5 separate regions of the Mus musculus genome follow, and regions 1, 3, 4 and 5 are each linked to region 2. Evidence: chromatin loops called from intact Hi-C (ENCODE). Cell type or tissue: left cerebral cortex. All regions are shown on one strand. Region 1 holds the start of Rnaseh2b (ribonuclease H2, subunit B). Region 2 holds the start of Gucy1b2 (guanylate cyclase 1, soluble, beta 2). Region 3 overlaps Dleu7 (deleted in lymphocytic leukemia, 7). Region 4 has its middle 40 kb from the start of Dleu7. Region 5 has its middle 30 kb from the start of Gm35307.

Region 1 (5,000 bases), 120 kb after region 2:
GATTACCCACTGCCAACTGACGGATTCCATCCATCACTCCTGAACGTGCTCCACAGTCAGAAGCAGATCCTACAGCCATCTGAGAAAGGTCAGCGGGGCCCCACCAAGAAACGCTGTATAAAGACAAAGCCAGGTTCACTCGTGTGGAAAATGTTAAATGTGAGCCATGCTGGACAACCCAGAAATGGCCTGCAGGAAATGATGAGCAATCTTCCAAGAAGCTGAGCAGACGTATTCTCAAGGCCACACATGGAGTGGCCAGGTTCTCTACTACCTGCCAAGGCAAGGGCAGCTTTCAACCTACAGGCTTGTTTCTAAACGCAAACATGTGTGCACACAAAGGGAGAAAGGCCCACTTCTATTTCTACCCTGAGTTCATGTGCCAACCCTTGGGGAAGAGGAAAAAGTCATTTGTTTCCTAGGGTCCCTGACAAAGCCTAGAGGAGCCCCTCCTTTGCCCTGTATTTCACACTTTTCTTTCTTTCTTGCCTCCAACCCCCAACAAAGATCGGTTTCTTCGGTTTTACAAAGCCATTAGTCAGAAATAATGCTAACGCAAAGGTCCTCCATCATGAAACAGGAAAACTAGCTTTCCCTTCCATAACTGATTCTTTTTTTTTAAATCTTTTTAATGAAAACATAATTCTAAAATGGGAATTCTTAGAATAGTTTTAATTCTTGCTTTGTTTTGTATTTAGATGTCATTTGTGGTCATCACGATGCCCCAGGCTGAAAAGCTACTGCCCGCGAATGGCTAGGATGGCAGGCAGGGACTCCCCAAAGGCTACCTGTCCTTTATCCTCCAAACAAACTGGCCATTACATCTGGGTTGCCTGTGGAAATGACAAACAAGGAAGCTTCCTTTGGAGCTCTGCAGTACCCAGAGGGAACTCAACAGAACTGAGGACTGGCTCTAAAGCCCAGTTCGATCTGGAAACTTCTTCACTCACGGGTGGGAGGGTGGGGTGGAGGTAGGAGTGGGTGGTGCTGATTAAGGACGTTTTTACTCAAGCTATGTGGGCCTATATACAAGAGTCCTACGTGATTTTCATCTCTCCCCCCCCCCCCGCCCCCAGAACTCTAGGGTTTTCAATGTACACATTTCCTGGGAGGTGAATCCTGTTAACAGTCTTCCCCAACAGCCGCAGGCAGTCTCCTGCCTACTCTAGTGAGCTGATGTGCTCCTGACTAACTCTCACAACTGGCCCAGCTCAGTAGACCAGACAAGTGTACAACAGATTGACAAAAGAAAACCAGTATTAAGAATATGACCTTCTGGAACCTTATAACATGTTCCCAAAGTAACTGGTCTTAGAGTAATTAAACAGCAGTGTAGCATTCCCAATTACATCGGAGGTGCAGTATGCTCATTCCAGATGCAAAGACCCATTCCACCTTGCTGCAACACCCCAGCTTGTCTGTGAAAAGGAAGCTAGCACAGTCCACTCTCTGAGTTCCAGCTTTCCTTTGTCTAGGAGGCTTCAACTTAACAAAACAAAACTGAGAAGTACCCTGTAATCAACTTTAAGATGTAACCTTCGGGACATACCAGAGGCAACTTGAATGTAAATTAAATGTCAAGCCAAGGTTAGCTGCCTGTGCCCTGAATGTATACAAGCTCTGCTCACTTTCAGAACAGTGAACCCTCAAGCAGTCAAGCCTCAGGTGCGGTTACCCAGGACCCCAGCTCCCCAGGCTGGTCCTCGATACAGCAGTTCCGGGGGGTATTAGACCAGCCAGTAACGGTGCTTGAGTCTTTACTAGAAGAGCAAGCATATTTTTGGGTCTTAGCCCAGGACAGACTAGCTCAGAACCTTCACAAATGAAGTCTCACTCCCAGGAGGCCGGTGCCCTTACATTGGAGGGCAGACCCCATAGCTGCTATCAAACGTGTTTGGACCCTTAGAGCCTGCAGGTGGCACTAAAGGCCACCTGGAAGAGCAGAAGTCAGGAAGCCCAAGTTTTAAGTTTTAGAACCCTCAACCACTATCAGCCTAATGAGTAGGTGAGAGAGCACCTTGCCTGAAGGGTAAAAAAAGGTGAGAGGACAGACACCTCAGCTTTGAACAGAAACCAGGTGGCAATGCGTCTCACCCCTCCCTCCCAGTAGATCTACTACACCTTTCTCTTTGAGGGATGCATTCAACATCGAGTCTTTTCAGTTTTGTGCTTGGTACGATTATGACACACTTTAAGAAGGAAATTAATGTCAGTGAAACAGCCAACAAAACAAAACAAAACCCCTCAAATTATTGCAAACTACTATATAGTATTAACATGTTTGATTGCAAAAAGAATGATTAGGGATCCTACTACAAAAATCAAATATACTGATGTAACAGAAGGGTGAAAGGAGGCTCTCCCCTCTCCCAGCTAAACTAAGGTGTTCAGCTAGCCTTCTGATGGCTCACCAACACCAGGAATTCTCACTAGCTGCTTTACCAAGCACTATCAGTGAGGTTACGGCTTAACTGGACTCATCATAGGCAGCTGGAGTCAGGACGAAGCCGTATCAACCACTTCAGAAAACCATTCTGCAGAACTAAAGCTAACCCAACAAGCACCCAAAAGCAGCTTCCACTCCAGGATACAGACACTCCGAAGAAATGAATGCCAATGTCCACCAACAGCCTCAAAAGAATGCTGCCAGAGGTGTAACTCCTACTAGGTGCAAACCAGGAGGAACACCTAATGCCATCCATCCTCCGGAGAGTAGTAGCATTGATATGCATACAGCAAACCAGAAGCAATTTTTAAGAACCAGCCAACAAAACCCATGGAACAGCCATGGATGGATCTGGCAGACGTGGTACGGAGGGAAGGAAGACAGATACAAAAGTCACAGGGGTCCAAGCAGGCAAAACTAATTTGATGACAGAAAGCCTGGGGTTCTCTAGAAGACGGGTGTATGAGCTGCTAGCTGGAAAGCTACTCTTCTTGGTCAGCAGCATACAGGGTTCAGTTGAGTGAGCTGCAAACCCAAAATCCATACACTTGAATGTGTTTAACTTTTTACACAGGAGAGAAGCTGTGTATCCAAAGTAAGTGTCAGGTCGTTACATAAAGATTATAAAAATTATCATCACTGGATATCTATACCCTGGTGAAATATATTTGCTGTAAAAATGCTCTGCATTTGCTAAACTAAAACTCAAAATTAAAGTGACTGGGAAGTTTCCTTCTTCACGCGTATTCTAACATCAAATGTATCATTGTAAAATGACAGAGTGTTTCTGGCTTGCATTCCCTAACCCAAATTTATTTCACTTGCCCTCCTCATATGGCAATGGCTGTCGCATGCCACCACATGCCCTGATAGCTGGTCATCATCTACAGGGACACTGAGTGGCCTGGTTCTGGGATTTTTGACTGTCACCATGTCCTGGAATTGTTTCAAACCACGCTCACATAAACCCCATCCAGGCTCCCTTATGCCTGGCCACCCTTGCCTTTCCAGAGCAGCAGAGCGGCTCAGCATGGGACTACTGCGACCTCTGGTTTGGAGCTGGTAAGATTCTAGACGCTGAGCTACAGAGATCCAGTAACTCCCAGGGGACAGCAGAGTCCCGGGACCCCCGCTGCCCGCCGCAGGCCGAGTGGCTGGACCCGCCCCAGGGAATCCGCGCAAACGCTGCCGTCGCTTCCGGGTTTGGAGTTTTCCCGCGTGTTGTGACACGTGACCAGGATGCTTAGCAAAGCGCGGGGCACCGAATCCGGGTCCGCGCTCGCTAGGACCTTGCGGACCGGTGCTGGCCTGGGAAAAAAAAAAAACCCGCGCTGCCGCTGCCGCCACCAGCGACCTAGGCCCACGCGCCTCCCGCGTTTACCTGGAAGTAGGAACACTAGCTGCCTGGCCGCCAAGTCCCCGCGGTCCCGACCTCCGGCCATGGTCGCGCCCTGCCGGAAGTGGCGCCGAGGGGCCCGCCAACCGGGGCCACCAGCCTGCCTCCATTTCCGGGCCCGCCCGCTCGGCTTCCTTTTTTGAAATCTGCGCGGGCCCTGCTGTCAGTGGAGGGTGTGGAGCTCCTCGTTTTTCTCACTCTCATTCTACGGGCGCTGCTCGTGCGTGTATTTCATACATTGAGGTTCCTAATGCGGGCGAGCAGCCTTCAAATTGGCTGTGGGCCAATTTGATAGTTAAGGTAATTTTTTAAAGATACAACCCAAATTATGCTTATAATTTGGAGTTCAACATACGAATTTGTTATTTAGGATAAATCTTTAGAGTATTAACGAGACTTAGTTTGGGTGTGGTTTGGTTTTGACACAAGGTCCACCACCCAGCGGGGACTGACCTTCAAAGTATGCCGCCCTGGCTGGCTTTGAATACTGGATCAGGAACCTCCCAAGTGCTAGAATGGTTGTGAGCAAAAGTGGTGTCTTGTTGCCTAGGGCTCACCTCGGGGCTATAGAGAAAACAATTAAGCCCTGACTAGGGAGGTGGAGAGGGGATTCTCTCAAAGGGCCAGCTGCCGATCAGGAAGCTTGTTCTGAAGTGTTCTTTCTAGGCAGACTATGCACTTTATGTCTTTTGTTATCCAGTCTAGTGGCACTTTGTATTTTGTTTTTGTAGAGGGAGCAATGTGAGACACAGGCAACATAAATGTGGAGGTCTGAGTTATAAAGGTGGTCAAAGCTTTTGAGAAATTACATAGAGCAACCAGAAGTTGGTCTGGATCTTAAAACATAGGCTGAGATTCCCTCCTGAGGCATGAAGCCCTTAAAAATACCCACCTCTGAACAACAATATGAACTAACCAGTACCCCCAGAGCTCATGTCTCTAGCTGCATATGTAGCAGAAGATGGCCTAGTCGGCCATCATTGGGAAGAGAGGCCCCTTGGTCTTGTAAACTTTATATGCCTCAGTACAGGGGAACACCAGGGCCAAGAAGTGGGAGTGAGTGGGTAGGGGGGGGTGGTATGGGGGACTTTTGGGATAGCACTTGAAATGTAAATGAAGAAAATACCTAATTAAAAAAAATATATATATAATACCCAC
Region 2 (5,000 bases):
TCCTTGGCTAGTGGCCTTTCCTTGCATGACCCCAGCCTCTTGCTTCCTCAGAGTTCCAGCTGACCTCTGCCTTCTCTTTATAAGGACATTTGCAATGATATCAGTCCCTCCCATTTGGATAATTCAGGATACTCAATCCATCTCAAAAATCTTTCATTTAACCAAATAATCAGGGTCTCTATTGTCGGGCAAGGTACTGCTCCTAGGTTCTGGGGTTAAGTGAGCATCTTTGGGGGATGGGGGAGAATTCATTTTTCAACCATACGCGTCCAGTATCACAAGATGTCACCAAAGACTTGTCACAGGAAAGTCTGAGTTAGTCGCAGAAGGCTGGCTGGAGCAAGTTTTCTGACTCTACCGGTCTCCTCTCTCCTCTCGTTCTCCATGGTTAGCTTGCAGTCACACCAGTGAGCGCCACTCTCTAGCTCACCAGCAGGTGTCCTCTGGTTGTGCTCACAGCGACCTAACCTGAGTTCGTCCACTCACACACCAACACGCCCCACTTCACTTGGACCTGCAAGAGGGAGAACGTAGCCTGGGCTACTGTCCGCAGTGCTTGGAACCTCACTAATCACACCTTGTAGATGGCTTGATGGACAGTTGGTCTGAATGAACAAAGTGAAGAACTCAGATAAGGTCTGGAGACAGCAAGGGGCATCACTGTGTAAAGAGTCTGGGGAAAAGAGAGGGATTCGGGCTAAGGCTGTGTGATGGTTTGTATATCCTTGGACCAGGGAGTGGCACCATCTGGAGGTATGGCCTTGTTGGAATAGGTGTGACCTGGTTGGAATGGCTGTGTCACTGTGAGTGTGGGTATAAGATCCTCACCCTAGTTGTCTGGAAGTCAGTCTTCCACTAGCAGCCTTTGGATGAAGACGTAGAACTCTCAGCTCCTCCTGCACCATGCCTGCCTGGATGCTGCCGTGCTCCCACCTTGATGATAATGGACTGAACCTCTGAACCTGTAAGCAGCCCCAATTAAATGTTGCTTTTTATAAGACTTGCCTTGGTCATGGTGTCTGTTCACAGAAATAAAACCCTAACTAAGACAGGCTGTATTGCGCATGCTCTGTGCCGGAGGCTGTGAGGCAGGATCGAAGCAACTCAGAGCTTAAATTCATTCATGAGACGCGAATGCCGAGCAGAGTGATCAGAGATGCCCGACACGGACTGCGGTGAATCCTGGAGCAGAAGAGCAAGATGGATGTGAGAGATGAATGAAAAGCAAGCAGTTAGCATTGTGGGTGTGCTGAGGACACGTAAGGTCTTATTTATCCCAAATATGAAGCTAGTATAATCATGATACTTTACTATTGTTGTTGTTATTACAATTATTATCATTACGATCTCCTAATAGTTTAGATTATGACTTTGAACCATTATGCCTAGCTCTGTTATTTTCAATTAAAATACGTATGTGTTTATACATACATGTGTGTGTGTGTGTGCATGAGTTTATGTGGACCTTGTGTCTGCAGGTGCCTAGGGAGGCAGAGGACACCGGATCCCCCTGGAGCTGGGGATAGAAATAGTTGTGAGCCACCTAATGTAGCTGCTAGCTCTAAAACCTGGTTCCTATGCTAGGACAGTGAGTGGAGGCATCCCTCTAGCCTCTCTCCCCCTTTTATAGACAGCCTCATTATGTAGCTGATAGGTGTAGAATGCAATGCACAGAGTAGGTTGGCCTAGAACTCAGAGAGATCCTGCCTCTGCCTTAAAGATGTGGTTAAAGATGTGTGCCAACATGCCTGGCATCATTGGCCTCGCTGTCTGCCTGAGATAAGACCCAGGCTGGACTCAGACTCTCTGTTCTGTAATGATGCTGGAACGTCAGTGCACCTCACATGCACAGCTGTAACGTTCTAACTTAGAGTGCTGAGGTGATAATTAGATGATCACTGCCTGTCAGAGTGCAGGGCCCATAGTCATCATTAGCTGGTTATAATGAAGGCATATTAATTATCACCTAGGCTATTCATTTTGTCACACACTTAAAACAGTAGTGGAAGAAACTTTCTAAGAATGCTTTTCTAAGCGCTGCTGGAAGAAGAATGATTTAAGAAAATCACTTTCAGGAAGACACTGTGATGAAAATACCCCACCCCACCCCCAAAGTCACAGGCCTGTCCCCTCCCGGACCGCCACCTCCCTGTCTGTAGATGATGCTCCTGGATCTAGCTCCCGATGTAGAATCAGGTCTGAGCAGAAGCAGGAGTCCTCACAGCAGCAGCTGAGGCACAGTGGGCGTGGTCACTATTGCAGCTAACATTTTTCAGGTTTTCAAAGCATCTGCATTCAAGTGCCAACCAGTTGTTTGCAAAGTACAGTGTGACCTGTTTGCAATCAGGTCACCTGATTTCTTCTTTATCAAGTAAATCAGATTCAATTAAACTCGAAAGAGACTGAATTTGGTCTCAAATGAGCCCCTGCACATCACAATGCTTTTAGATTTATGAACATCAATCGCCCTTACCTTACTAGGATCTGTAGGTATACATAACTTTGGCCACACGATGGCGCTTCGCGTCCAACAATTCCTGGTCGGCCACCGACTGAAATTTTAAAAAGCAAGTTGAAGAGAGGATGAGGTAGAGCAGGTTCACGCCGCCTGGAGGCGAGCTGGGCTCGTGGGTGAACGTCCTCACTGTGGAAAAAGCCTATGTTTTTTCTGGCTTTCTGGATCCCAAGCGAAGGCGCTGATGCGAAATGAAAGGAGTAAGTGCCCAAGTCCCGGTCCACATGCAAATCAAAACTCCATCTTCCAGTGTACCTGATTGAGAGAGCTTTTATCTATCTATCTATCTATCTATCTATCTATCTATCTATCTACCATCTATCCATCCATCCATCCATCTCATTTATTTTTGAAAGAGTCAAGTATTATTGACTTTCCTAGAAAAGGGATATCACTTGATTCACTAAGCTGCTGCAGTGTGGCAGCTACAAGAAAACCTCTGGTTTCTCTGCACCACTGTTTTGTCTTTCGAGGGAGTTAATGGTAAGAGGACCAACTTTACAGGGTCACAGTAAGGAGGAAAGGAAATTACGTAGAATCTAATGACATTGCTCACACCCACTGGTGAAAACCCAGCAGTTTTGTGTGATTTATCCTAAACCAGGAGGAATGTGCGGGACCCAGTACTGCGCAGCGTGTGGTTAAAAGCAAATGATTTCCGTAGCTGTTGTGATGGGTCTAAAGCACGGCTGTCCGCTGTGGCTGTTTAGGGGGATGGACTGTCTTCTGGGATTGGCTCCTCTGACTTTTGCATGCTGAATTAATAACTATTGAGATAGGTCTGGAAGAAATGTGGAGCCTTTGTTTCAGACTGTATTTATCATTATCATCATTATTAATAATTATTGTTTGTTTCTGAGAACGGGTCTTACTGCCTTGAGCTCCCCATTCCCCTGCCTCAGCTGTCCTAGAGATTACAAGCACCAATCACAACGCTGCTCTCCCGACACTCTTGTTTCATTTTGTTTTGTTTTTAAAGACAGGGTCTTGCCCTGTTGCTCAGTCTACTATGGAGAACAGTTTCCCTCCCCAGTGTTCCAAATGGCAAGGCCAATAGCCAGTCCCATGGTGACTGGCTGGAAAGCCTGGCTTTTACCCCAGCCTTACCTTTAGCCCACTTATCCCCACTTAGCCACCTGTCAGTGAGATGTTAGCCACGCCAGGGGAGTCAATCAGATAGCGTACAATGCTACACAGATGCAAAGGGAAAACAGTCAGTCAAACCAGAGAAGGGTGGGACTTCTCCGCCCGCGCAGATCCTTGCCCCTGCGAGATGCCTTGTCCAGCATTGCTTCCTTAACCAATAGCTAAAGCTTATTTAAGCATGTGGTATCCTCTAAACAATGAAAGCTTGTTTCTCATCGCACAGGATGCTAAGTCTGTCTTGCTGGGTCAGCTTACATGTAATCAGAAGTGTGTGTGTGTGTGATGAGGTTGTATTTACAAACACCTGTCTAATTGAAAGGATGGTGATGTCTGAAGTGTTGTGTGCTGAGTATACGCTAAAAGTTAAAATGTCAGACACAGCAGACGGTGTGCTGTATGAGCCTCTGCGAGCGGAGTTTAGGAGCAAGCGAACCCATCTACAGGTACAGTGAGGAGCGCAGTGGGAGAGGTTGGGGGTGGCTGAATAGGGGCACCAAGGGAACTTGCTGGACAATGCAGACACTCCATTTATATCTGGGTATGAGTTATGCTAGCATATATGTTTGCCGTAATTTGTGAGACTATTCACTTCAGAGCAACAAAGGAAGTCACAAACAAACAAAACAACAAAACAAAATAATAAAACCCTCTCAACCCCCCAAAAAGCCAAAAAACTGGTCTCTCAAAACAATGATCCCAGAATATACAGGGAAGCCCGTGATGTCATGGGAACGGAGGGGTGTCTTCCCATACAGTAACAAGTCCTCCCCAGCTGCTAATGCATCTGAAAAACCTACGAGATGCCAGCTAATCTTGCAGACAGCTTCGAAAGCCAGGGACAGCCTTCCTCATGCACACGCTGTCTGTGTCTTTTCAAATGTTTACAGAGTATTTACAAAGAGTAGTCCTTTGGGTGGCAGTTGTAATTAGGGAAACTGGCAGAGAAAATTAACACATACCATAAAAGAGGGATAATTAGTCCTCTGCCATATACAATATTATTATCAAAAGGCATTCACCCTGGAATCCGATTGGTTTATACACACTGGCCTCATAGGGACGCTCCTCCCTTCCACATCACTCTGGGTATGAAGCTGCCACGTTCCTTGGATGATGGGCCATATGGTACTTAACATCAGAATGAAAATGAGCTCGTGCTTCTTATGTGAGATGCTAAAATTTATTAGAAAATCAGAAAGCCTAATTTCCACCAAGTTCCTGAGACCTACCATCTGCTTCATGAAAAAGAAAGAGGGAGTTGGTTTTTTTTTTAACCATTTGCTTATTGTGAAGTGTGAGCATGAGTGTTTGTGTGTGTTTGTAAAAGCGGGGAGGGGGC
Region 3 (5,000 bases), 170 kb after region 2:
AATGTGATTTGTCCTAATTATATCACAGGCCAGGTCGAGTGGGTATTATGAACTAACCCTACTTGGGAGTCTGTGGTGGGTAGAGCCACAGCTGTGCATAGCCATGCATTGTATCTCATTCAGGCTGCTGTAGTCTGTAGACTGCGTGTGTAGGTAAGCTCAGCTGCTGTTACAAAATGGCTTCCACGGTACACATTTCATTTTCTCAGTCTTCAGAGGCTGGAAGTCCCAAGTCAAGGTAATGACAAATTCAGTTTCTGTGAGGGTTTCCCGTCTGGCTTCCAGAAGCACCTCTCAGGGTTCTCAAATTGTCTTTGTTTTTTTCACTGGAAGGGAAAGAGTATAGGAGAGAAGGGGGGAAAGAGGGAGAGGAGAGGGAGAAATATATAGGTAGATAGATAGATAGATAGATAGATAGATAGATAGATAGATAGATACATAGATAGATACATAGATAGATACATAGATAGATACATAGATAGATACATAGATAGATATAGATAGATAGATAGATAGATAGATAGATAGATAGATAGATAGATAGATAGACAGACAGATAGAACTTCTAGAACATCTTAAATGAGAAGATTGGGGCTGTAGTTCAGTGGATTGAGTATCTACCTAGACTATATGAAGCTCTAGGTTCAATCCTTAGCCCTGTATAAAACAAAACACTTGGTAGTGCATTTAGGAGATAGAGGCAGGGTGAATAGAAATCAAGGTCATTCTTGGCTGCATACTGAGTTTGAGCTTCATGAGCTCCCCTAGTGTGTGTGTGTGTGTGTGTGTGTGTGTGTGTGTGTGTGTGTTACCTCATTCTTGTGATTCTTGTGACTGTTTTTCTCCTTAATTACCTTCCCATGGGCCTTGTGTTGCAAGTAGTCACACTGTGGGTAGAAGAACTTCAGCATAGGAAGTTTCAAGGTATCCAGTGTGCCAGGCCTTGTGCCCTTCTCTGAAGACCATTTTATAGGGTGACCCAAAGCGCGGAGCATTCACTAAACCCAGAAAATCACTATCAAGCTAATAATATCAGCAGGAATGGGACAGACCTTTGTTCCTAAAGGTAACATAGAAGTGTCCAGGACACCTGAAGGGAACCAATGGGAACTGCTGAAAAGGTGGCCAAGACAGTTTTGAGGTGATCCTAAGTTTCATCACTCTTCAAGAGCTAAAAGCGTTTAGTTTCCTGAAGAAGTGGCACAGAGACCAGCCGAGGCCAGCTTTCAGAGACAGAACTTCCCACCAAGGCTCACTAAACTTTCTTGTTAACTCCATCATTTAAATAAGCTCCTTGTGGTAAGGATTGCTCTGCCAAACTCTTGCTGAGTGTCTCCTGTTCTAGGTGAGACCTGCAGCCCCCACTGCTGACCCTGGCCTCCCTCCCATATTCACATTCTTTGCACACAGTAAGTGTGACTACTGACTGTTCAAAGAAGACACTACCGCATCCATGGTGATTAGTGAAAGCAGCGCCTAACAGGTTTGAAAATAATGTCTTCAAAACTTATAAACCTAGGATATTAGAGAAATTGCTATGAGGTATCCACCAGAGAAGCCCACTGGGACACTTGTTTAAGCCAATAGAAACTCTTTATTAGTCAGCCAGTGACTACACTGGGTGTCTGGGACAGGGGTGCAGTCCTGAGCCTTTCCTAGGGTTAGCTTTTTAATTAATCAATCAATTAATTAATATCTCAAATGCTGGGTTGATGCATCACAATTAGCAAGAACATCCAGAAGCAGAACTATAGAAGCCAAAAAACAAGGTTAGTATATTTAAGGACTTCCCCAGACTACGGTCTTTGTTGGAGTGGGCCTTCGTTCCGTTCTTAGCAGTTGTTGCTGCCCACATGGTGGATTCCAAGGTCTGAATGGCTCTTCCATCATGGCATCAGTTGTGCTAAGGTCTGTGGTCCTGCTAAGGTCTGGGGGAGGGGTGGAGTGGGGTCTGATATAAGATTGCTCAGGGGTTAAGAGCACTGGCTGCTCTTGCAGAGAACTGGGTTTGACTTCCTGCACCGACATCAGGTGGCTCACAACCAGCTGCAAGTTCAGTTCCAGGGAGATTTGACATCCTGTTCTAGCACCAGGTACATCCATGTACAGATTACACAGGCAAACACTCATACATGTACTATGAATTAATAAATATTCAAAAAGTGTGAAAGCAGGTGTGGGAATATGGCTTACCTGGTAAGGGATTTGTTATGTGAGCATCACTGCCCACGTTCATCCCCCGGGACACACAGAAAATGTCAGGCGTGCTGGTGTGCATGGCTATCCTCAGCACTGGGGAGATGGGGACGTGAGTGTCCCTGGGGCTTGCCATCTGGCCAGTCTAGACAAGTTGGTGAGTTCCAGGCTCAGTGGGGGACTCTCCAAGGGGAAAACATGTGCAAGTGGCTGAGTAAGACTGACCTGGGCCAGTGTATCTTTCATCAGTCCGGGGGTCTTAAAGCAGAGGGCCAGGGAATGAGAAGATAAGGAAGCTGGGGTCAGGAGGTCTTGTGCAAACTATGTCTTATGCCAGCTAAATTTATTAAGAAGTACAGTATCTTACATACTATTTGTGGGAAGAAAAATGGGAGCGAGTGAGTGGAAAGCTGAGCAGTCAAAGGCCTCACAGGGACACCATGGACCAGGCACACAATATCCTTGGAACTGATAGCCAAAGCCCTTTAGGATGGGGAGAGTTGGGTTTTCCTGATCCAAAGCCACAGCTTCCTCAAGACCCAGTCCATTACTGGTTCTGCCAAGTATGTTCTGGTTTAGAGGAGGGGCTGGGGTCTTTCTTTGTATATCAGGGCCTTAGGAAAAGCCTTGGGTTGATCTGTCCCTCAACAAAGGCCTTTGGCATTGATCTTTGGCCATAGTATGCTATCACACACATACATGCCCACCTGTGTGTATGCTCACATGCATGTGCGCACATACATATTATGAGCGTCACCGCTGAAGAAGTAAAAATTTATGGCTGTTAGTAGTCACAGGTAGGGAACTGCTTGTTACTAGAGACACAATGTTGCTTTTGTGGTCCAGTGTCTAGTTTACTTATAGTTTTATAATAGTTTATGATGGAAATAATGTGTAAGTTGTGATATAAAAGTTTTGTGAAATGAAATTTTGGTGAAAGAGGCCAGAAAGGTTTTAAGTCAGAGCTCTGCTTGGCTACTGGACAGGAACTCCATATTTTGGTTGGCGTGAACACATCTGAATCTTGTTTGTACTCATTGAAAAGGTTCTTTTCTGTCCCACTGAAAATGGCACCATTCCCAAAGCCTAAGCATGAGGGACCTTCATTATGACTCTACAAGTAAAAATGCTTAGTGTCCTGTGGATGCTGGGCTTTTCATGGTGAGTGGTACCTATTCAGGTCCTCTACTGGGTTTTTCATATGGTGGCCTTGGGCTCAGGGCCCTGAACTTGCAGTTACAAGTCAGATGTCGACGAGCCAGGTGAGATTGGGAAAGTCCCCACTTCTCCACAGTCTTCCTCTAAAAACACTATTCCCATTTCTCTGATGTATTTGCTGTAGAGAATCCAGTGGGTCTGGGGTCATGTCTGATGTTAGCCCCACCCTGGGCTGCAGAGGAGGAGCTTGTGCACTGTCTGGGCAGATGTTTAAGGGCAAGGTATTCCCCAAGAAACCCAGGGAGGGCTTATTATTTTCTCCTTTCTCTGCCTCTGCCTCCATGCATATCTCTGTGTGTATCTCTGTTTCTGAGTCGCGGCTCCCTCACCAGTTTTCTTTACCCGCCTTTGTGCCTTTCTTCCTGTCTTCCCTGCTCTTTATAGATACTGTTAGGAAGGGATGTAGGGGAAAACGGAGAGAAAGATGCTATTGACGCCACTGGAACTATCTAGCTTGGGATGTGACCATTTTGAAGAATGAACTTAACTCTGACATCAGTAAGTTGCCAACCAAAGTTATGCAGACCTGTAAGTGACTTTGGAAATGTCATGGCAAGTAAAAAAAAAGTCTCTGGGGCTGGAGGTGACAGCTGAGTAGTAGAGTGCTTACCCTGTACATATGAGGATCTCATTTCCAGACCATGTAACAACTCGTATGTGTCTGCAGTTCCATACTGGGAAGCAGTGACAGGTGACTCCGTGGGGCTTTCCACCCAGCTAGGCTAGGTTAACAATGAGCTCCAGGATCAGTGAGAGGCCTTGTCTCAAAACAGAACTTGGTGTGAGTGGGGGGAGGGGTGGTGGAGAGGTGGCTCAGAGGTTAAGAGCACTGGCTGCCCTTTCAGGGAACTTGAGATTGGTCTTCATCACCACAGGGCATCACAACCATCTAGAACTCCAGTTCCAGGGGATCTGACAACCTCTTCTGGCCTGCATGCATGTGGCACACAGACATATATGCAGACAAAATACCTGTAAAATAATAAGAGGGCTAGGGAGACGGTTCAGTCAGGAAACTGTTGCACAAGCATGAAGAAGACCTGAGTCCTGACCTCCAGAATCCAAGGAAAAGCCAGGTAGGATGTCACATGCCTGTAAGCCCCAGCACTTGGTTCTGTAGAGACAGGTGGATGCCTGACTCCTTTGGCCTGCTTGATGGGCTTCATGTTCATTGAGAGACCTTGTTCCCCCGAGAAAAGGTGCAGAACAATCAAAGGAATGCATCTGATGTCAACATCTGGCCACCACATACACACTAACAAATATATAACACACACACACAACACCCATAACACACACACATACATACATACACACAAACACACATACATACACTACACAACATACTACACACACCCACACACCACACACACACACATTACACACACACACACACAAACACACACATACTACATACACTCAAACACACACATACACCACACACACACACACACACACACACACACTGATTGAGGAAGATACCCGACACCAACCTGTATCCTCCATACACATCTGCACACAAATGAACATGTACCCACACCCTCTTGTAGGCTATTTAAGCATCGTCTGCATTTAAGAGCCTGTGG
Region 4 (5,000 bases), 200 kb after region 2:
CGGAAGGAATGGCACGTCAGCTGAAGGGCAGCATCCCTAAATATCACTGGAACACTTTCTAGAAAAATGAGGTAAGGTGAAATTGGCTGTAGTGTAGCAGAGGGCAGCGAGCTCTTCTGCTCTGTGACTGTCCCAGAGTTTCTGAGGCCATTTGGCTATAGAAAAACAGAAGGCAGAATAATCACTCTACCCCTTTATGAGAAAAATGTCTGCCAGGGGGAGCATGACGGAAGCTTCTCTATCATAGAAGCCTTTTAAAAAACAACGGGTTCGTGTAACTTTAAAGAAAGAGAGGCCATGAACTTAAAAGAGCATGCAGGGGTTGGGGGGTACATGGGAGGGTGTCTGGAGAGAGGACAGGGAAGTGGGAATAATATAATTCTATTATGATCTTGGGGAGTGGGGCTGATTCTGCAAAGCTGTACCTTACAGTGAGTTAGCTAGAAGGACCTGTAGGCTCTACACAGAGACGCTAAAGGAGAGTGTCATCAGGGGAAACTGTGATCAAGAAACAGTTGGTTACTAGAAAGATGTCTCATGAGGTAGGTTACAATTGTGAACCAATGCATTCCCTGGTTTAAATAAAATGGGTGAGACAGCCTAGAGGCCACTTCATAGGAAACAGCCCCGTGACAGCAAAGCTCAGGGAGACAAAGGGAAAACATCTAGAGTGACTGATGAAGGCTAAAGGCAGGCGGGGTTTTATTAGAAGGAACTTAACACAGTGGGCGGGACTTGGTCATAAACAACGTAGTGGGCGGGGCTTTGCCTGAAGGAAACAACACAGTGGGCGGGACTTGGCCATAAACAACACAGTGGGTGGGGCTTTGCCAGAAGCAAGGCTGACTGAATAAAAAGCAGCATTGGGGAGACAGAAGTAGAATGAATACACAGGAAATTAAAAGGGGTCACGTGACGTTACATGTAACTGAATGATACACTCAGAACGAAGTAGATGTCAGCAGTTGGTCTTCCTTGAGAAGCAAACCTAAACATCAGGGTAAAACTTCTTAGGAATATTATTCGAAATTATAAATATAAAACAATTTAACAAAGTTGACAAAGAATTGAAACTTGTGGTTGAAACTGTGCTACCCAGTAAAGATAACTGCAAAACAGTTGTCACTCTACAAATTCTCTAGCACTGTAGTCAGGTTAAGGGGTAATAAGGTGAAATTCATTTGAATAATATTTTGTGTTTTGCTAAACAGATCTATTTTCCGATCAACAAGTGATATGCAATACCACAACTGAACTATTTCCATTGTTTGTATAAGAAATCCAGTATGCCGTTTATATTTATTGTAAATCATAACTTGTGCCAGCCACATATTAATATAAAATATTCAAATATCCAAATATAGAAATCTGTAGGGAAAAATCTAACAATCTAATAACAAGGAAAAATGTCTAGTATTCACTAAAAGTGAGAGTTTCACGTTAATCTAGTAGAAAATAATTTCACTGCAGATTGACAGAGACCAATCCATTTTATAATAAGCTGAGCCCAGGGGTTACAGGGTGGGGGTGGGGGTCATCTTATCTGCTGGTGTCTGGGATGTAGCTCAGTGGGTGTCAGTATCTATCCAGGTGACCAGTGAACACATCTCTTACCTAGTACTTCCAAGTCTAGAAATTTTCTTATGATATGCTTGCAAATGGTTTACGTTATCAACAAATTACTGAGTTGTTATTTATTAAATAAATACTGCTTAATATTATCAATAGAGGACAGGTCAAATAGATTTCACAGCACATACAGGACAAGGTCACTATGAAACAAAAGTGAATGGGGAAATATTTGAGGTCACAAGATGAAAGATGTACATTATATTGTTATAGGGGGAAATGAACAAGAAATAGGTAAATAAAATGCAAAATTACATGTACATACACACACACACACACACACACATATATCAAATACACCTGGAAGGACCCATTTGTAATTTGTAACTTGGAGTTGTGTAAACCCTTCATTTTTTTACAGTTAGTACTCAAATATGTATTACCTATTCAGAAGTTAAAACATTTAAATATATTTTAAAAGGTGTTGGAGAAGCAAACACATATATTGCGATTATTTTATTTAATTTAAGAAAAAAAACACAGCAAATCCCGGTATTATCTTCTGTGTAAAATAACAGCTCAGCCATTGACATAAATGACGTCCTTTCCCAAACACAAACACTTCACTCAGATCAAGGGTTTGACATCTGAGAGTTGGTTTGGGCCTGAGTTTTCCTCACAGCTCTAGCATCTGCTTAATTGCCCCATCAGCCCCTCTTAATTGTCTCTGATGTTCTGTGTCTAGCGGACCAAAATGGAGAATGCTTTCCAGTGATAAGCTGTGCTAGTTGTTCTTGAGTATTGCTTGCTTGTTTTCTCTTCAGAGTTTTGCCCTGTGGCAGAGGCTGGCCATCCTCCTGTCTCAGGCTTCTGAGTGTTGAGATTACAGTGTGTGTGTGTGTGTGTGTGTGTGTGTGTGTGTGTGTGTGTGTGTACAATCTTCTTTGCTGACCTTGCCCTGAACCTCTCCGGGAAACCCTCGCTGGTTCCCAATCCCGACTGCCCCTCACAGTGGGTCCCCAGGGGCTCTGGTCACACTAGGCCTTACTTGTCTGTCTATTGACTGACAGTCAAGACACTAACTACTACAAGCTTGGCTTGGAGGTGCAATTATTAACATACTAGTTGAAAATGAAGTTGCAATGGCAACTTCATTAAATCTTGGAATTCAAGATTTAAAAAGTAACTGTAAATCAGTTGGAAGTTGAGTAGCCACCACTGGAGGAACGGAAGGATCTATACTTCTTGGATCACTGTGAATTCAACCTTGTGCTTCCAAAATTGCTGTAAGGACAATGAAGCCACATGAAGTCTGAACCATTACAAGAAGGTATCAGAATTTAATGCTCGATCAGAGTTTTCCAGAAACTACATATGCATCCACTGGGAGATGGATTAATAGTCATTCTAAATTTCAATCCACAGTGCATTGATTAATCCCACCCCCACCCCAACCCTGCTCTGTGGACTCTGCCCACCTTATATGGCTGAAGTCGAGTAAAAGGGATGAGATGTTTCCGTACCAACCAGAAGAGGGCAGTGTTGAGTCACCGATCTCATTTGAACTAATCATGTCAGCAGGGCAGCACACAGCCTTCTATCTCCTTCCCCATAAAACAAGACAGAAAAGGGCTACACAAAGTTGGAAAATACAGGCTTATAGACACAATGCTGAAGGTTGACATGCTGGAATGATGTAAGATTGGGAGTGGGAGCAGGTGGATGGATGGGGAAAAGATGCTGTATAAAGTGGGGGCTACCTGGTCTCTGCTGAACAAGCTGATCTCGTTAGCTGTGGGGTTTTAATATTTGTTTTCTATCTATCTATCTATCTATCTATCTATCTATCTATCTATCTATCTATCTATCTATCCAAATAACTATCTTTTACCTACTTACCTACCTACCTATTTATTTAGTGGTGTGTGTGTGTGTATGTGTGTGTGTGTGTATACACGCACATGTACATGTGCCTGAGTGTGGAAGTCAAAAGACAGCAATAAGTGCTTACTTTCCCTCCTGTGAGCTGAAGGAGTTGAGAGGGGTTGGATGCAAATCATGAGGCTTAGTGACAAGCACCTTTACCCACAGAGCCATCTGGCTGGCCCAGGGATGGGAATTTTAAAAAGCAAGGGTAAAAGGGTCTTCTTGCAAGTGATATGTATCTCAGGGAACAAATATTTGATGGTTTCTCTTGGTTGCCAACTTGACTACATCTGTAATTAACCCAAACTCAAGCTACTAGGTGAAGGATGTATTTGATTGGATCATTCGAAGTGGGAGGACCCAACCTTAAATCTGGGCCACACCTTCTGCTGGTAGCCTGTACAGAGGACTTGGAAGAAGAAAGTTCTTGTTGTTTGCATCCTTGCTCTCACTTTTGCTGGCAAGTTCAACCCTTCACTGGCATTAGAACCTACTTCTTCAGTGTTCTGGTGGATATTAAAGACCATCTGTGCCGTCCCGCCTCATGGACAGAACAACCATTGGACTCTTGGGCTTTCTCTTAGGAGACAACCATTGTTGGAACAGCCAGACCCCAGCCTATAAGTCACTCTAACAAATCCCATATCTATCTATCTATCTATCTATCTATCTATCTATCTATCTATCTATCTATCTATCTTATTTGATCAATTGTATCTTATTGTTTCTCTAGAGAACCCTCCCTAATACAGAATTCTTATTTCTAGAAAGTTGTAGTGCCTCCCCAAACATTCATGTTAAATTGAGTCACCCCCACGGTTTAGCTTGCTAGCAATCATTTCCTAAGCCTTTTCCCTGCTAACCTCACACAGGTAGGGAGTTGCAGGGCCCCAGGCTGCTTGCTGCAGAATTATCTATCAGGTTATTAGGAGAATCTCAGGCAGTAGGAAACAAAGAGTTATCAATACCATTGATGGCTCTCTCCTCACCTCCTCAAGAACCACACGCCCACTTTCCATAATGCAAGGATGTGAGAGTACAAAGAACCGAGTGGAGTGTTTTCCAAACTAAACGCTTAAGGCTCTGGGTGGTTTATTCAGCCTGGCTGCTTTACTGTCCACTGCTGAAGCGCTTCGTTTGCAGGAGATGCACAGTGTGTTTGCCCTGCTTGAAAGATTCTGCTAGTGGCTATGTTCTTCATGCTCAATGCCCTTTCTTCACCCAAGGACAGTTTAAGAAGAGTAGGTTGCAATTAGTACATTAAAATTACACGTAATGGGAAGGGACCCATAGTCCAGAGTGTCTAATCTCTTTGGTTGGTTGGTTTGTTTGTTTGTTTGTTTGTTTTTCCTCATTTTTTCCTAATCTCTTTTGAAAGCAAGGAAACTTTCCAACAGCAAGAGGAGTGCTTTCTTGGTTTCAAGTTTTCCCTTGAACACTTTTGAAGGTTTTTAAACTTCTTTTTACACGCAGTCATACAGGCTAAGCACTCTTCATGGTGCTCT
Region 5 (5,000 bases), 390 kb after region 2:
ACGATCGAAAACAACTTAGGAAGGAAAGAGTTTATTTCATCTTTCACTTTCATGTCACAAGCCATCATTGAGGGAAGTTATGATTGGAACTAAATGGGAACTTTGGAGCAGGAACTAAAGCTGAGGCCAGGAGGGAACACTGATACTAGCTTGCTTCCCATGGCTTACTCAGCTTGCCTTATAGATGAGTGACCCAGGATCATCCGCTCTGGGGAGAAACTGCCCACAATAGGCTGACACCTCCCTTTTCAATCTTTAATCAAGAAAATGCCCACAGACTTGCCCACAGATGATTACAATGAAAGTCTCCTCCCAACTGACATTCTCTTGTCCTAAATGCCTCTAGCTTCTGTCAACCAGTGTTTGGTAGACAACTTCCAGTCTGTCCTCTGTTTAGCTGCTTCTGGTTCACAAAGACACTGGAAGCAAATTCAGGAGAGTGCTGATCCTCCTGCTTCTTTGGTTTCTCCCCTGCATGATCTGTAGTCATTGTCTGTATTTCCTAAGACAGTTCAAAGTCATTGCCATAGGCATCAGCCTCGTCCAGAAGGCCTCTCTTCTGAGACCTTCCCAGTGATGCTGCTTTCTCCTCAAGTTTTGGCTCAATTCCACCACCCACAAGACTCCTTCAAATTCAAGCTCTATCCCTGCTCCATGGCCTCTCATTGAAACACATTGTCCTTCGTGGTTTGTCACTATTTAGCATTTCTCTGTTTTCTCATTTGAGCCATGCATTTCATCCACTATACCTACAAGTGCCCACAAAGTCAGATGATCATTCTTGTCTTCATTTCTTGGAGCTGGCCCCACCAGTACTTCATAGTGCCTTTAGCTTCTTCTGGTTGTATGAGAACATGGATACCTGAACACATACATCATTGGATGAATTAAAGGAATGGAAATGTTATTCTTGGGATGATTATACCCTTGGCCATAATTCCTTGGAGACCTGAATTACTGATAGGAACTTTCTCTTTTCTCTGCTAGCTTGTAAGCAATGACCTTTTCTTTACCCCCTTACTCCTCCTACAAAGAGGAAGGGCTTTATCAGGGAAGAAAATGATAGAAATTTTACCAGTAACTATATACAAATGAGTTTATCTTAGTCCATTTTATGTTTCTACAGAGTTAGAAGACTGATGCTAACAAATGAACATCTGCTCATTAATTTCCTTAGTTGATCCAAGTAAGTCAGAGTGGTAAAGGCAGATATTGAGAAATTTCATACTCATTGTTGCCCTTGCCACCTCAATGTTAGTACAAGTAGTACTCATAGATGTTAGTACAAGTGATCGAAGACATTGCATAAAGCACCATCTGTGGTGGGATGCCAGAGGGAGGCCTCCTTGAGTCAATAGGAACCATGCATCTGGCTAAAAAGACAAACACTTACAAAGGATAACCACTAAACTCCTGCTCTCAAAATGTACAGGATGCAGAAAAGACAGCACTGTGCCTAGAAAAGGAGAGGCCAGCCTTCACACAGGAAAAGCTTGTTATAACTTCTTCTTCTTCTTCTTCTTCTTCTTCTTCTTCTTCTTCTTCTTCTTCTTCTTCTTCTTCTTCTTCTTCTTCTTCCTCTTCTTCTCCTCCTCCTCCTCCTCCTTCTCCTTCTCCTTCTCCCCTCTCCTCCTTCTCTTCTTCTTCCTCCTCCTCCTTCCTCTTCTTCATTATTATCATCATCATTAAAAACCTAGAATTTTATTTAGATATAGCAACAAGATTTGGAGAATGAAAAATAATACAGAAGACTTATGTGAGTGAATATTAAAACACTGTTCAGTTAAACCGTGTGCTATTAGAAAAAAAATCACAATGTAAAAACACACTATATTATGACGTGTGAGAATTTAATGTCTAAAAAGACCCACAAATGAATGTAGAAATAGCAAACTGTTCAGAAAATAGTATTGAGGAAATTGGACACATCTTTAGAATAAAAACATACAGTACTTTAAAACAATCCTTAGAATAAAGGCATACAACATTTAAAAACAATGTTTAAGTGGATTGCAAAGTTAGATGTAGAGTTACACCAGAAATTTGGTATACCAGTGCCTGTGTTGGGAAAAAAAATACTTTTCCTATAAAACAGACATTATATGCATCAAAGAATGAAAGTTCACTTGGCTGCACAAACAACATATCTGTGTCAAAATGTCTTCATGAAGTAACATGACAGAAAACCTGAAAAAAATTAATGCACTGTGGAAAACGACATGTCAGTGTTCTCAATACACAAGTAACCATCACAAGAGAGCTAAAAAGACTTACACACTGGTCTAACATAGGCCAATTTGTAAAGGAGGAAATGAGGCCATCCACAAAACTAAGGAACTCACATAAGATTGACCCACTAAGTGGCAAAACTCAAACAGAGTGGTTCTAGAATCTCCACACTTAAGCCACCACCCCACAGTATATACAGTCAAAAAAAAAAAAAAAAAAAAAAAAAAAAAAAAAAAAAACAAGCAAAGCAATGGAAGAGGCCAACAGCATCCCTCTTTGGCCTGCAGACCTATGGGTAATTTGCATTTTGTCCTTGGATGATGAGAACTAGCCTGACCATCCACAGTATGCCCCATCTTGGAGCCTCTTTTTCAGACAAGTGCATTCTACCCCAAGCGCAATGTCATTTCTGAGCTAAGGACTCCAAGCTTGGACCAATACAGCCCATGACTGGCTAACAGTTCAAATCATGGGACTTTTTAGAGATCACAAAGGCCTTTCCTGGGCTCCCATGTATGGCTTTCTATCCAGCCCCATTTTCTTTTGAGGTAATATTCAACAGCCACTTGATTAAGCCATTTGTTACCATATACCTCTAGGCAGCAGGCAGGAGGGCTGAAGGGGCACTTTTCTCAGTGACAAGAATGTTCTGGAATTGATAGTGGGTGTGTTCTCACTTTATGTCTGGTTCCTTCCTGCTTCCCATAACCTCTGTGTGATCGAGGAGGTCCCTCACCCCTAGAAAGCAGAGCTATGGGCTGGCATGTGAAACAAAAAGATTTTTATCTTTCCCTCTGTCCCAATTTTCAAATGTTTGGAGATGTCACATCCTGATAATAGCATGCAGCTACGGAGATTCTAGTTTTCCTACAGTCAGGCTTCTCCTTCCATATACCAGTTTCCCAAAGCCATTCCATAATAGGGTCAGCTTTCTTCTTCTGACCTTGTTCTCTGTTGAGTCTACAGGATCCCAAACCACAGAAAAGCAAATGTCAGGAATATCTGGGGGAGACATGACCAGACGACTTCCTGACGACATGCTCCCAAGTTGTCCCAGCGTCACAAGCTGTAGCAATTTCCTGCATTTCTGTTCTGTATTAACCTTGACCTCTCTCTCGATGCCTGTCTGTACTTCAGTGGCATACTGCATCACTCTCCACCCAGTTGATCCTCTAGCTAAAGTCATCTCTCTCCAAGGCAGGTTTCTCTCACAAGAGACCAGAAGGCAAGCTATGATTCATGGTCCTGCTGGGTGGTCTCTTACCCAAGCTCTACTGCTTCTCCATCTTCTGTTCCCATGCTCTGAAAATCCCACATGGAAGAATACGATGCAATTGTCAACCAGCAATGATACAACAACAGAACCTTGATGGTAACAGCCACCTCCCTTCAGTCCACACTCAACACCGGCCCAGCCCCTACCACCACCACCACCACTTCCCAATCTTCTTCAATTGCTTTATCACTATGTAAACCTGCATCTGTGAAAGCCTTCAGCCCTAAAACGAACCTTGTGAGAGTGAAAGCCACTTAATTCTTTTTCATTCCTGGGGTCTCCTCACCAACATCTGGAACAAGATTTTTATTCACAACAGGTGTTCTGCGGCCATTTTATTTACCCCATCTGTTTATTTATGTGCGTTAAAGAATGCCTGGGTGTTTCAGGCTTTAAGAGAGTAGAGTGTCTGTGGCTATCTTAAGATGGCTCCACTGTCCTGTTGCTGGAGTCAAGAGGTGTGAAGGGAAGGGAGCTGGAAATGGACTGCCGTCTCCCTTTGTTCATTTGCAATGAACTTGCCGTGTGAACTTGGTACTTCCCTAGCAGGGATGTCAAGGACTCCCTCTGACCACTAGTGAAGCATTTAGCACTCTACCCCTTGCTTTCAATAGTCTCTCTCTCTCTCTTTGCAACCTTGTCCTGTGGCATACTACAGCTCCCCATTCAGAGTTTATTCAAGGACTGTCGTCTCTGAAGGAGGTTCTCTGCCTTCGTGTCATGGTGCTGAGTTTCCTCTACTCTGGAATCTCCAGGTGTAGAAACCCCTGTGTATACTGTCTCTCATTAACACAAAAGCTTCAGTTTCACCTCAGAGAGAGTAAGAGTTTATTCTGGAGACAAACATGAGTGACCAGGCCCTCAAGCTGCCCTGAAAGAGATCATCTGCTGTGGAAATGGTTACATTATATTTTATTAATTACAGAAAAAAGAATGTCATAAATCCTGGCATTTACTACGTGTACAAGTGGGGACCATTGGTGGGTGAGTTATATCAGAACAGAGAAGATTCAGCTATAGGCTTCAGGCCCTGCCTGACAACATCAGCTTCTGCTTTGGTGGAAGTTGATACTCATGATATATTTCAAAAAACATTAAGCCACACAGGGTGGTAAGTGGTGAATGGCTTTCAATAGGACTAAAAATAGTCTAAAAGACATTGGCTCTGGTCTGCCTTAACTTTGTCATCTGTACAATCTTTATCATACTTTTCTTTTTACTAGAAACTTCCATTTTAAATCTGTTAGATGTATTTGGATAATTATAATAATATTCTTTAATCCCCCAAGTAATACTACTAGAACAAGGGAGAAATTTATTTTTCACAAACATATTGGGAGTGTACTGCCCAGCTTCAAGGGTGTTCCATAGAGCTCCCTTCCTGCCTCCACCCAGCTCCGGACTTCCCCTCTCAACTTCAGCATCTTCTCAGATAGTGAGATTCAGTCCAGGACACATGGGGAGACTACTAGAACAGCAGTTTCTCCAGCTGGGT

The links. A loop is a pair of places that touch in the nucleus more often than their neighbours do. Peaks named below come from ENCODE experiments on the same cell type or tissue, not always from the same donor. Only the 100,000 strongest peaks of a DNase experiment are listed, where the experiment ranks them.
Region 1: a loop joins it to region 2, with 5 times the contacts of the local background. A loop is called at or near these places in 17 of 42 quality-filtered maps.
Region 3: a loop joins it to region 2, with 2.6 times the contacts of the local background. A loop is called at or near these places in 2 of 42 quality-filtered maps.
Region 4: it touches region 2 in a loop (8-fold over the local background); 29 of 42 quality-filtered maps call a loop at or near these places.
Region 5: it touches region 2 in a loop (2.3-fold over the local background); 3 of 42 quality-filtered maps call a loop at or near these places.

Annotation. Positions count from the first base shown.
Region 1 is chr14:62,331,004-62,336,003 of GRCm38, reverse strand. Rnaseh2b (ribonuclease H2, subunit B) reads right to left here and starts at 3,936. Exons shown (of 11, transcript NM_026001.3): 1 at 3,828-3,936. The coding sequence starts at 3,888. Gm41173 (a long non-coding RNA gene) reads left to right here and starts at 3,949. Exons shown (of 2, transcript XR_874686.3): 1 at 3,949-4,142. In left cerebral cortex, CTCF peaks have their summits at 1,912 (motif pointing right) and 3,961; DNase peaks (open chromatin) are centred at 3,696 and 3,897; H3K4me3 peaks cover 1,153 bases; H3K27ac peaks cover 845 bases.
Region 2 is chr14:62,455,180-62,460,179 of GRCm38, reverse strand. It overlaps Gucy1b2 (guanylate cyclase 1, soluble, beta 2), which reads left to right and starts at 3,891. Exons shown (of 17, transcript NM_172810.3): 1 at 3,891-4,104. The coding sequence starts at 3,982. It overlaps Gm41172 (a long non-coding RNA gene), which reads right to left and starts at 3,713. Exons shown (of 3, transcript XR_874685.1): 1 at 3,623-3,713; 2 at 2,474-2,552; 3 at 1,000-1,182. In left cerebral cortex, CTCF peaks have their summits at 404 and 2,540 (motif pointing right); DNase peaks (open chromatin) are centred at 3,077, 3,777, 4,020, 4,691 and 2 more places; H3K4me3 peaks cover 1,764 bases.
Region 3 is chr14:62,282,361-62,287,360 of GRCm38, reverse strand. The region is part of intron 1 of Dleu7 (deleted in lymphocytic leukemia, 7); the gene reads left to right. Among named protein-coding and RNA genes, the nearest start is that of Dleu7, 8.1 kb to the left of the region's middle. In left cerebral cortex, no CTCF peak of the experiment used is centred here; no DNase peak of the experiment used is centred here.
Region 4 is chr14:62,250,309-62,255,308 of GRCm38, reverse strand. No RefSeq gene overlaps it. Among named protein-coding and RNA genes, the nearest start is that of Dleu7, 40 kb to the left of the region's middle. In left cerebral cortex, CTCF peaks have their summits at 2,899 and 3,103 (motif pointing right); a DNase peak (open chromatin) is centred at 3,124.
Region 5 is chr14:62,061,992-62,066,991 of GRCm38, reverse strand. No RefSeq gene overlaps it. Among named protein-coding and RNA genes, the nearest start is that of Gm35307, 30 kb to the right of the region's middle. In left cerebral cortex, no CTCF peak of the experiment used is centred here; no DNase peak of the experiment used is centred here.